Linked DNA regions of Homo sapiens: region 2 is linked to region 1. Evidence: chromatin contacts called from ENCODE Hi-C or POLR2A ChIA-PET data. All regions are on one chromosome and are shown on one strand. Each heading gives the region's core, a stretch centred on a gene start or an enhancer-like site at or near the end of the contact. The rest is flanking DNA. Distances are from core to core; before and after follow the strand shown. Region 1 has its middle 130 kb from the start of LINC01987. Region 2 overlaps LOC107985079 (a long non-coding RNA gene).

Region 1 (5,335 bases), core at 742-3,241:
CCATCTGTTGGGCTCCAAAGGGACACCCTTGGCCACTCGGAGTCCACAGGTCTTCTTCAAGAGGACGTGGCCATGCAAAGGCACAGGGATGCTGTTTTGGGAATCAGTCCTGTGTTGCATGATTTAAAAATGAGTTCCAGGCCAGGCACGGTGTCTCATGCCTGTAATCCCAGCACTTCGGGAGGCCAAGGGGGGCAGATCATGAGATCAAGAGATTGAGCCCATCCTGCCCAACATGGTGAAACCCCGTCTCTACCAAAAATACAAAAATTAGCTGGGCATGGTGGGGCATACCTATAGTCCCAGCTACTCAGGAGGCCGAGGCAGGAGAATCTCTTGAACCCGGGAGGCAGAGGTTGCATTGAGCCGAGATTGCACCACTGCACTCCAGCCTGGACAACAGAGTGAGACTCCATCTCAAAAAAAAAAAAAATGAATTCCAACAGCAATGACAAATCAACTACTATTGCAGAGTGTGGAGCTGGGTACCAAGCGAGAATCTCCCTAGAGCCTGCCCCACCCCCACCCCTGTAGTCTGGTACCTGGGAGCTGGAGACAAGTCAGCAACAGGGATAAAAGGCTTCTCACCCCTCATTTCTCCTTAGAGTAAGAATTTGGCTAATGTCTGCTTTCAGCCATGTCTTCATCTACTTCTTCTTCCCCTTTAATGTCACTTGTGCTCTGTTACATGAATCTGAATCACACCCAAATACAGTCATGACTCTAGCCCTGGAGGGACAGGCAGGGATGGTCGCTTTCCTGATGTCAGGCCCACTTGCGCTGCCCATGCTGGTGTCCCCTCTGCTGGGTCTGGGGTGGCTGCCTGAGGTCTGCGTTCAGAGTGTGCCTGGGGCTGGGCTAGACCAAGGAGGCATCTCCCTGGAACAGCTGGAAGTGGCAACATCAAAAGGGTGAAGGTGAGCTGATCTGTGGGGAGAACGCCAGGGTCCGTGGCTCGGGATCCGCCGTCAGGTCTGAACAGAGAGTGAGCGTGCCTCATGGCGGTAGTCCATAGATCTCTCCTGAATAAATGAAGCCAGGGAAGGGCAGCTGCGATGTGAGGTCAACGCTAGTTCAGGAAGGAGAGCAGGAGATGCACAAGGCCAGGGGCTCGGAGCAGGGAGGCTGTGGGGGGCGGGGGCTTTTGCACCAAGTCCTGGCCACCGGGCCCCAAGGGGCAGGCCCCTCAGTCTCTGTCTGACCCCAGACATCTCCTCTGATGCAGACTGTGCTGTGCACTGTCCCTGCGCTCAAGCTCCTCTTCCTCATCTTCATGAGTGCTCTGTCCACACCTCCCTCGGGGCTCTGGGCTCTTTCTCCCCGGCGCCGGTAATCCCTTTCCTCCCTCTCCCTTCACAAGGAAAAGCTGTGTTGAGCATGGATAGAGACCAGCTTTCCTGGGACTTTTGGCCATCTGGTTCTCTGAGCGAGCACAACCCTGCCTCGACCTCCGTGGCTTCTCCCCACCCCTGACCACACGCTCACAGGGCCCTGTGGGCCCCACTCCTGGTACCAAGTCCCTCGGTTCCCCAGGTGCCCGGCGTGCTCAGGTGCTTGGTTGAGGTTATGGAATTGAGTCTAAGTGGGACTGGAGACCCCCTGGTTCACCCCCCTCATGCCACTGATGAGAAATGAAATCCAGTCCATCATTGACTTTGCCCTACTCGAACTGTTGGCTAGTCACTGGCTGCTTAGAAGAAATTCACACTGATTATTTAAGAGCAGAAGCATTCAGATCCCATAGAAAGAGTTTTTCTCCATAAAGGATGCCTGGGACAGCCCAGCGTTGGTTCCTGTTACACAGTGTTCTCTCCGTCGCATGCTTACCAGATGTGTCAGTGAGGGACAGGCCTGGGAGGAGATGTGTCTGGACTTGGGCACCCCTGCTTGCCCCAAATAACCACAGTCACGTGCTGGCCACAATGCCAGACAGTCCAAAAGTTGTGAGCCAAGCGGGCTGGCAGCCCCGGCCCCCACTATTCCTTCTTAAATGGCAGAGAAAGAGCTTCCCTTGACCCCCACAAGTTTTCTGCCTGTGGCAGATGTGGGGTTGTCAGTTCCCTGGTGGGGGCCCGGGTCCAGAAGCACTCAGCTGGATTACTGGAAAAACGAAGATACAAGCCTATAAAAACAGCCTGGCTCCCAGTGAATTCCTGAAGCTGGCTATTTATAGAGGTGGTTTGGAACAACCTAGGGCCTCCCCGCAGGCCTCCTCAGAACCTCCAGGGCAGCCACACAGAGGGAGCACATGACAGATGGGACAGAATGCCTACCTGGCCCACTATTTCACAGGGCACACAGTACTTCTGTGTCTGCACGTGCTCTCCAGGATGCTGTACCAGGCAGATTCAGACCTCAGGCTCCTGGAGAGCTGCCATTGCTCAGGCTGGGGCCAGGCTCTGCGATATTCTGGAAGGGCAAATTGAGTTCCCACCATCTTCAGCACAAATACTGGGGTTAGGGGAGGCACTGAGAATGGTCTGACAACAGTCGGTTTGATTTTACACCATTAACTGCATAAAACGTTCTGGAGAAAATGTATTTCATCATGAATTCTGGGCAAAGTATATTACAAGAATAAGAGAGAGATCCTTTCCATCTTTCAGGCTCTTTATGAGTGGCGGGACAGCTTCTGGGTAGGGCCCTGGGAAGGGAGACTGCTGTGGGCTCAGCACCTCCTCCATCCCTCCGCCCCCATCCTGCCCCTGGGGAGCACAAGGCTCGCCCTGCGTCCTGGCCCTGGGACTGCGCAGAGCTTGTCACATTGCAAGAATCATGAGCCAGCCAGAAGGAAAGGGCAGAGAGACACCAGCAAGCCTCAAAAAAATAACCCTGCCCTCCCCGCCTGTGGCCTGAAGTCATTGCGTTAGCCAGAACCCGGAGAATTAAAATCAATTTGATGTGTAGCTTTCTCTGGCTAATGAGCTTTGAAGAGGATTGAGAGTTTAACGCTTCCATTTTCTCAGCAAGAAGGTGATCTGGGCAGGCAGGGGCAGCCCCAGAAGGTGAGGGTTGGGATTTGAGCAGGGTAGAAAGGGTTAGCGCTGTCATTCTGAGTGGTGACCTGGGACGGGGTTGAGGGAAGGGGTGGTGTTGAGGGGAACCTTTACTTGGACAGTCCTGTGGACAGCGAGCAGGGAAGGAGGTGAGAGGCTGTGAACCCACCTCCCACTGAGCAAGCTTGGCACAGGCACCAATGCCAGCAAGGGCTTCTGGGCAGAGAAAGTTGGAGCCTGAACAGGAAGGGGTGTGAGAGAGAGTTAGGAGAGCCTGACTTTGCAAAAAACACAGCGGAAGGTTCCTGGGGAGGAAGGACAGTGGCTGGGAGCTGGCGGGAAAATCCAGTCTTGACTGGAGGGGACCAAGGGAGGCTTCAAGCTACGCCCAGCTCAGTGAGCCACCTCAGACCAGCCAGCGGGGCGAGGACAGGAGCCCGCACCTGGAGTGAGAGGCCCTGGACTCCAGCCCCCGCTCTGCCATTTACCAGCTGTGTGGCCTCAGATCCTTCCTGATGATTTTAGGCCTCACTCCCTGCATCTGTAGAATGGGGTGATGATGAGTTCATGTGAAGAGGGAGTAAGCCTGGCACACAGTAGGTGCTCAGTAAATGCTTGTGAGGCTGGACCAACCCCTTTCTTGTACTCTTTATACACTGGGAGGATTCACGAGACAACAATTGAGACAGGGTCCTGCTGCTGAGGGAGGTCAGACGCCTGGCCGGTCAAACTCAGGTGTCCTCAAGGCCCTAATACCTCTCAATTCACCTGCTTCAGGTGAGGTTGACCTCTCTGCCTTTCGGGGTTCCCCCAAAACAGAGCCTGAGACAAGGCCTTGGGTGCAGGTAGTGTAGGTGGGAGGTGACTCCAGGAAGCTGGAGTGAGGGGCAGGGCAGTGAGATCCGGGTGGGGAGAAAGCCAATGTGAGGATGTCACTGGGCTGGTGATCAGCGTGGCCAATTGCGAGGATGCCACTGGGCTGGTGATCAGCGTGGCCAATTGTGAGGATGATACTGGGCTGGTGATCAGCGTGGTCAATGGGAGGATGACACTGGGCTGGTGATCGGTGCGGGCAACAGGGGCTCAGACCCACCAGGAGCCCTCTGAAAAATCCGTGGGATCTGCCTCTGAGTTGTCCCTCCATGGGCGCAGACTATTGTCCCCCATTGGCAGACGGTTGTCCCAGGGCATGGTATCTCCCAAGCTTACCCTGCCCTTAGCTATGGAAAAAGCCCTGAGTCAGAAGACAGGAGGAAAGATGGGACCTACCCACACAGCCACACCTGAACTCACAGGGGTAAGAGGCCATGGGCCCAGAAAGTGTCTGCTGTACCTTCCCCTCAGCTGCCTGCCCGAATATGAGCCCTCCATTCAGCATGTGCTGTGATTGGCTCCAGTCTCTCCAACAGCCTGTTGGGAAAGCATAGCTGGCTTTCAGGTGGTCTTAAAGTTGGTGAGACAAAAGTGTGGAGCTTCCACCATGGAAAAACAGCTCACCTGGGAATTATGTGAACACACAGGAGACCAGCAAGAGACAGAGAGACACTGGATCCTGACCATATTGTTGGAGCACCTGGATCCAGCCATACCTGAAGCTGTTGTAGCCAATGAATTTTCCTCTTCTTTATTTGAATTTGGGATTTTGGTCACTTAGAAAAGGACTCCTGATTACTACAAGTCCCTGCCATGTGCTGGCAGTGTCTAATGCACCTTTTCACAGAGTCCCTCTGCAAGAGCTGGACAGAGCCAGGGCCAAAAGTCAGGCTTGGTCTAATTCAAAAGCTCATTATGGTTTTTTTCTCCCACCAGATCTGAGCTCAACTGAAAAGGCAGTTCATAAGAGAGCAAGGCAGCACCAGCCTGTGTCTAAGAGGGACATTCCTGAAATCCTAGCTGCCTCCTAACATCGGTAAGTGACTATAGGTGATCACTGCTTATTCAGTATTTCTGTTATTTTAATGAAACACAATGCTGATTTGAAAAGGCACAATCAAGCACAACCTTTCCTGAGGGTTAGTCTTCCTTGCTGGTGGAGACCCAGGGCCACTGCGTCTCTGACACCACTGCAGGGGGACAACACCCCAGATTCCAGCAGAGTTTGCCTCTAGGGACCAGGCTGGTGGCGTAAACCTCAAACGGGTACAGGCCACGCCATGTTGTCAGAGATCCTTTGTGCTCTAAAAAGGGAATCCTGTCCCTGTTTGGTGGGCAGTGTCGGGGGGCACCCTTCTTGGGGGGGGGGGAAGAACTTTTGCCCAGCAGGTGCAGTCCCTTAAGAAGCATAGCCTACTCTGCTCTGAGCAGTAGCAACAGAAGTGATCCCAGAGTGGGGTGAGAAA
Region 2 (5,335 bases), core at 727-3,226, 75 kb before region 1:
CGGGCTGCCCAAGCTCTGTCGAGCTGGAATATGGCAGGGCTAACATTACAGAAAACAAGTTGACGGCGTCAGAAATGGGAGTTTCATCACCCTCAGACGTGTTTAGCCCCAACTGTGTGTCAGTCTCTGCTGGACTCCAGAGCATAAAGGAAGCAATCATTGTCCAAGGAACAGAGTCCCTAAAGGAGGTAGTGGGGTCAGGGGAAAAGGAAGGAAGGAAAGGGACATTTATTAAGAAATTTATTGTATGCTGCAGTTTACTCTATTATCTCATTTAATCTTCTGAACAATCCTACAAGACTGAAGGTGTAAGAGCCATTTCTCCACCTGGCAGGTGATGAGAAGACAGTGATGACAATGACAGCTAACGTGCACTGAGGGCTTCCTTGTTCTCAGTGCTCGGCAGGTGCTACTGTCATGCACCATGTAACAACATTTGCGTCAGCACAGACCGCATTGATGATGGTGGCTCCATAAGATTATAATACTGTATTTTGACCCAACCTTTTCTATGTTTAGATGTGTTTAGAAACATGAATACCAGGCATGGTGGCCCACGCCTGTAATCCCAGCACTTTGGGAGGCCGATGAAGGTGGATCACGAGGTCAAGAGATCGAGACCATCCTGGCCAACATGGTGAAATCCAGTCTCTACTAAAAATACAAAAAGTAACTGGGTGTGGTGGCTGACGCCTGTAGTCCCAGTTACTTGGGGGGCTGAGGCAGGAGAATTGCTTGAACCTGGGAGGTGGAGGTCGCAGTGAGCCGAGATTGTGCCACTGCACTCCAGCCTGGGCGACAGAGCAAGACTCCATCTCAAAAAAAAGAAAAAAAAAAGGAAAAAGAAAAGAAAAGAAACATGAATACCTACTACCATGTTCCAATTGCCTGCAGCATTCAGTACTGCAGTACACTAACGTGCTGTACAGGTTTGTAGCCTGGGTCCACAGGCATACACCATATACCACAGGCTGTACCACCTGGGTTTGTGTAGGTACCCTCTGTGATGTCCACACAATGAAAAATGTCTCAGAACATTTCCCAGTGTTAAGTCACACATGCCTACATTGAACACGACCCTCACAACATCCCCATGGAGTGGGTGTCTCACCCACAGAACCAGAGACAAACATGGGACATCCAGGGTTGGGGACAGCAGTTGGCAGGCGGGGTGGGGTGGTCCTGAGCAATTTGGCCAAGGTCTATGGCCAGCCAGGCTGGAGCTGGTCCCCTCCCCAGCTTGGATTCATAAATGCCATGTGTTAGCTCACAGGGGTGCTGCAAAGGTTAAATGAGAAGATGGGTCTGACCTGCATGGTACTTAGTAGGTGCTCAATAAAAAATGGGTTGAGTGAAGGCTTGTGGTTTACAGATGAGGAAACTGAGGCTCAGAGCTGTTTTGTGACTTACGCAAAGCCACAGAATATAAGTGGCGGAACTTAGCCTTCCAACCCAGGTCTGCTGGCACCAAAGCCCCTGTATTTCCACATTTAGAGCCGGTAAACAAATGATTAAAATGCAGCAGAACGAGGACTATTAGAGATAAACACAGTCTGCTCTGTGGAGCTGAAAGATGAAGTAAGACAGTGAACGAGAAGGGGTCGATACGTGTCCACTGAGGAGATGACGGGAGGCTGCCCAGACTGGAGGAAATCCCAAAACATTAACAGAGGTTCTTTTCTGCAGGAACGATTGCAAGTGCAAAGGCACAGAGGGGTGAAAAGAGAACGGGCTGAGGTTTGATGTGATTTAAGCGTGGGGGGCTGGGAGGAGAGAAGAAGATGGGGAGGGGAGGGAGAGGAGCCGGGGCCATAGACCCAGGCCGGGTTAGAGATGCGGCAGAGAAGGACGTGAACTTCTCCTGGAGATCCTGGCTGTCCACCCGGCTGCACGTTAGAATTGCCTTGGGAGTTAAATAAAAATATCCCAGTGTCCAGAGCCACCCCAGCCCCACAAGCCCAGTGCAGCAGAGCAGGCAGCGGGGCCGGAGCAGAGAGAGAGAGGTCCGAGCAGCAACGGGGCCTGATCACTGAGGATGAGGGCCGCTGGGAGGACTTTGGCTTTTTTTGGGATTTTCATCCGAGTCCGTGTTCCCAATACTCATGTCCTTGGGTGACCAGGCTCTGTTTGTTTCCACCCAGGCTCAGAGGAAACAGAGCCTGGCTGAAGGGAACGACTTCATCAGGATACTGGAGGTGTCCAGGCAAAAGTTCAAAGTCTTCATCTAGACTCTTTGCAGCAATGGAATTAGGAGAAAAGCAGAGATTCCAGAGATAGTTGGGAGGTAGGACCACCAATCAGGCCTGAGCTCTTGAAAGCAGAGAAGATGGAATTCCCAGTCCTGGTTGGTTGCAATGTCCGCTTCGTGCATGGCTCTGCAACACTGTGCACAGCTGTTATGCACATTTAAGACTCCGCAAACAATAAGCTAGCAGCAAGCGGCCCCCTGGGTCTTGGTTGTTCCCAGCATACTTGGTATCTGAGCTGTGATTGGGGTGGGGAAACAGGGAGGAGAGAGATGAAATCAAGGACCATAGTTAGTGCAACAGGCAAAAAGAAGCCTTGCCTGAGCAGGGAGATGAGAAGATTCCATCTGGGGGAGTGGGGAGCCCCCAGCCCATTAACGAAGGCCGTGGGGGATACAGGCCAGACCTGCAAGGAGGAGGGCTTGAGCCCCGGGGTCTGGAATCTTTGGGCTATTATGATATCTGTCATAAAGTGTGGCCGCCATTCCTGTCTCTCCAAGAAACAGAAGGTGACAGAGCCCCTCTCAGTGTTGGGACCCGGAAGCTCAAAAGGGGGCAAAGACATCTAGGCTGGGCAGAAACGAAGACGAGACACCTGCGTGGGGCATTCCAGCAGCGGCAGAGGAGGACGTGAACTGATGGGAATTTCCACTATCTGGGTTTAAATCCTGGCTGGAATTTCTCACTCTTTCCATTTCCATTTCATATTTCAGTTAAAAAATAATGACAAAGGCCGAGGGTTACAGAGCAGCCTCCCCCTCCTCGGTAATTACCAAATTAACACATTCTAACAGGCGCCCCCGCAGCACACTGTGATTAACGCACAAGGACAATTAGCTGTAGAGCCTTCTCCTCTCGTTTTAACCTCCTTAAACAGCCCGAGCCGCGTGCAGGGCCTCTGGGGTGAGCCTCCTCGGCAGGCACTCCCTCCCCCTCGATTTAATGGAATCTGAGACCCGGTTTAATGTACTAGGCAGTGCACAGTCCTGTCCCGCCCTCAGGGGCCTCACCCCACAGGTCAGGGAGGCAGCCTCCCCATCCAAGCAGGGGGCCGGGAAAATGAACCCCAAATTAATTTATTCAGCCAATTCATTAGGCAGGCGTTGATTGAGTGCCGGCTCTTCGCCCGGCGCGGGGCTGGGAGCCCAGGGAGATACAAGATAAAGTGGAATGCGGATGGCACATTCCTGGCGCTCGCCGTCCGGGAAAGGGAATCAGGCGGCTGGTCTAAGACACGCCAGAAAGTGGCCGATGTGAAACAGACTCCATGCTCCTGAGGAATTCCAGGAAGGGGGCACGGGGCTGGGTTCTTGCGGACGGCCCAGGGAGTGTGGCAGGTTGGTGAGGTACCCAGAAGCCAGGGCTGCAAATGCAGGAAACTGGCTGAGAGCTGAAGGGGCAGCTCAGCTCGAAATAAAGCTCAGCTCGGCTCGAAATAAAGCAGAGGATGTCAACTGTGAAATTACACCCAAAAGGCAGGAGCCTGGGCTGGGTGTGACATGGTCTGGCTTAGTGACAACGTGGCTTTGGCTGGGGTGTGCTGAGTGCTGGGGAGTGTGAAGAAGAAGATGTGGGTGGGTGGGGACCAGCTCAAGGAGGTTGCAGGGCCCACAGCGGGGAGGGGGAGGTCAGCAAATGGAGGGGCTCACCTGGGCTCCTTCATCCAGAGGCCAGTTAGAGATTAGGATGGAGCTGATGCAGAATCTCAGATGGAGGAGGGAGGAAGGAGGGAGGAGGAGCACAAGAGGTCACTCATAGGAAGGATTAGCAAAGCTTGCACCTGATTAGAGCTGAGGCCCCAAAGAAAGGCAAGTGCCAGGGTTCAGGCTAGAAGGAACAGTGTGGGGGTGTCAGCACCCATGGCTGGGAGGGGAGGAGGGCTTGGGCTTTGGGGTTGGAGCAGGAGCAATGTGGTTGGAGATGGCCGGGTGGGTCTCCACGGAGCCGCGGCAGTGGACAGGAAGGCCCGCTGGGGACACTAATGGGGAAAGAGGACAGACAGGGGCTCTTGGGTAAGGTCTGGAGACTCCAGAATTCACCCGACCTCAGGCCTCAGAGGACCACTTAGGTGGAGCCTCCACTGTCCAGCCCTCCTCAAAGTGCACCTTCAGAGCGGGGGAGTCGGAAGTCTAGAGGTTCCAGAAATGCTCCTCAGCATTCTCCTGCCCTTGGTGGCAGAACCTGGAACCAGGATGGGAGGGGAGGCGTCACCGGGAATCCTAAAGGTGGTGTCTGGCCCCCAAATGGCCCAGCTGCTGACCCCAGGGGCAATTGTTCTGTGTCACCAGTTTTCAAATCTGTTCCAAGAGAGATTTATAACTCCCGCAGCAAACTAGCCCCGTGTGGTTTCTTTCGCAATGCTAAACACTGGCTTTGGCAGCACTCAAAGGGGTAAAATAAAGAGTTAGCAAAGTGTCTGTCCACATTTCCATCTTCAGAAGATGAGGGGGAAAAACCCCATCTGCACCCAGCTCAGATCCTTTGCTCCAGTCTTGCATGGAAGGAAGCTAAGAGAGCTGTGTCTGTAAAGCAGCCGCGTTCGTGTAATCTCATGTAGTCCTCACCACCTGCAATAACGTGTGAAAAACGATGCCCATTCCGCAGACAAGAAAACCACAGATGAGACAGGTAATTTCCCAAGGTGACCTGCAGGTATGGCATCCTCAGTCGGCCGCTTTGCAAGGCAGTGGTTGTTGGCCACCCTATCAGGGGCAGTAGGATGAAGGTTTGAGGCTTCTGCAGATGTGAGGTCGAGTTTGCCTTCAGTATCTAATCAAAGCGTATCTTAAGGAAATGTATGTAGCTTCTCCATGCCATAGTCTCCTCCAGTAAAATGAAGCTCATAATAGCACCTATTCTAAAGCTTCCTTAAGAGGATTAATTGAAGTCATACAGATTCTTCAATAAATCTTAGTGCCGCCATCATCATCATCATCATCATCGTCATCATCGTCATCATCATCATCATCATCGTCGTCACCATCATCATCATCATCGTCGTCACCATCATCATCATCGTCGTCACCATCATCATCATCGTCGTCACTACCATTGTTGTCCTGACCAGGGAAAACACAGGCAGCTACAGC

What was found. A loop is a pair of places that touch in the nucleus more often than their neighbours do. ChIA-PET counts read pairs that join two places held with the same protein, here RNA polymerase II (POLR2A). Pooled maps may share reads with other maps.
Region 2: a loop to region 1 is called in a map of heart right ventricle, with 2.5 times the contacts of the local background. The contact joins two enhancer-like sites. A Hi-C loop is called at or near these places in 16 of 168 maps with a recorded cell type or tissue (CD4-positive, alpha-beta T cell, CD4-positive, alpha-beta memory T cell, CD8-positive, alpha-beta T cell and 8 more) and 20 of 50 pooled maps. POLR2A ChIA-PET finds 5 or more read pairs at or near these places in 11 of 52 experiments (CD4-positive, alpha-beta T cell, CD4-positive, alpha-beta memory T cell, CD8-positive, alpha-beta T cell and 7 more).

Annotation. Positions count from the first base shown.
Region 1 is chr17:77,599,152-77,604,486 of GRCh38, reverse strand. No RefSeq gene overlaps it. Among named protein-coding and RNA genes, the nearest start is that of LINC01987, 130 kb to the left of the region's middle. Within about 2 kb of position 1,991, at least 16 of the 41 ENCODE cell types and tissues checked have a DNase peak (open chromatin) inside an H3K27ac peak, as active enhancers do; they include heart right ventricle, where a contact is called at or near this core.
Region 2 is chr17:77,674,452-77,679,786 of GRCh38, reverse strand. It overlaps LOC107985079 (a long non-coding RNA gene), which reads right to left. Exons shown (of 2, transcript XR_001753032.2): 2 at 1-2,484. Among named protein-coding and RNA genes, the nearest start is that of LINC01987, 51 kb to the left of the region's middle. Within about 2 kb of position 1,976, at least 2 of the 41 ENCODE cell types and tissues checked have a DNase peak (open chromatin) inside an H3K27ac peak, as active enhancers do; they include heart right ventricle, where a contact is called at or near this core.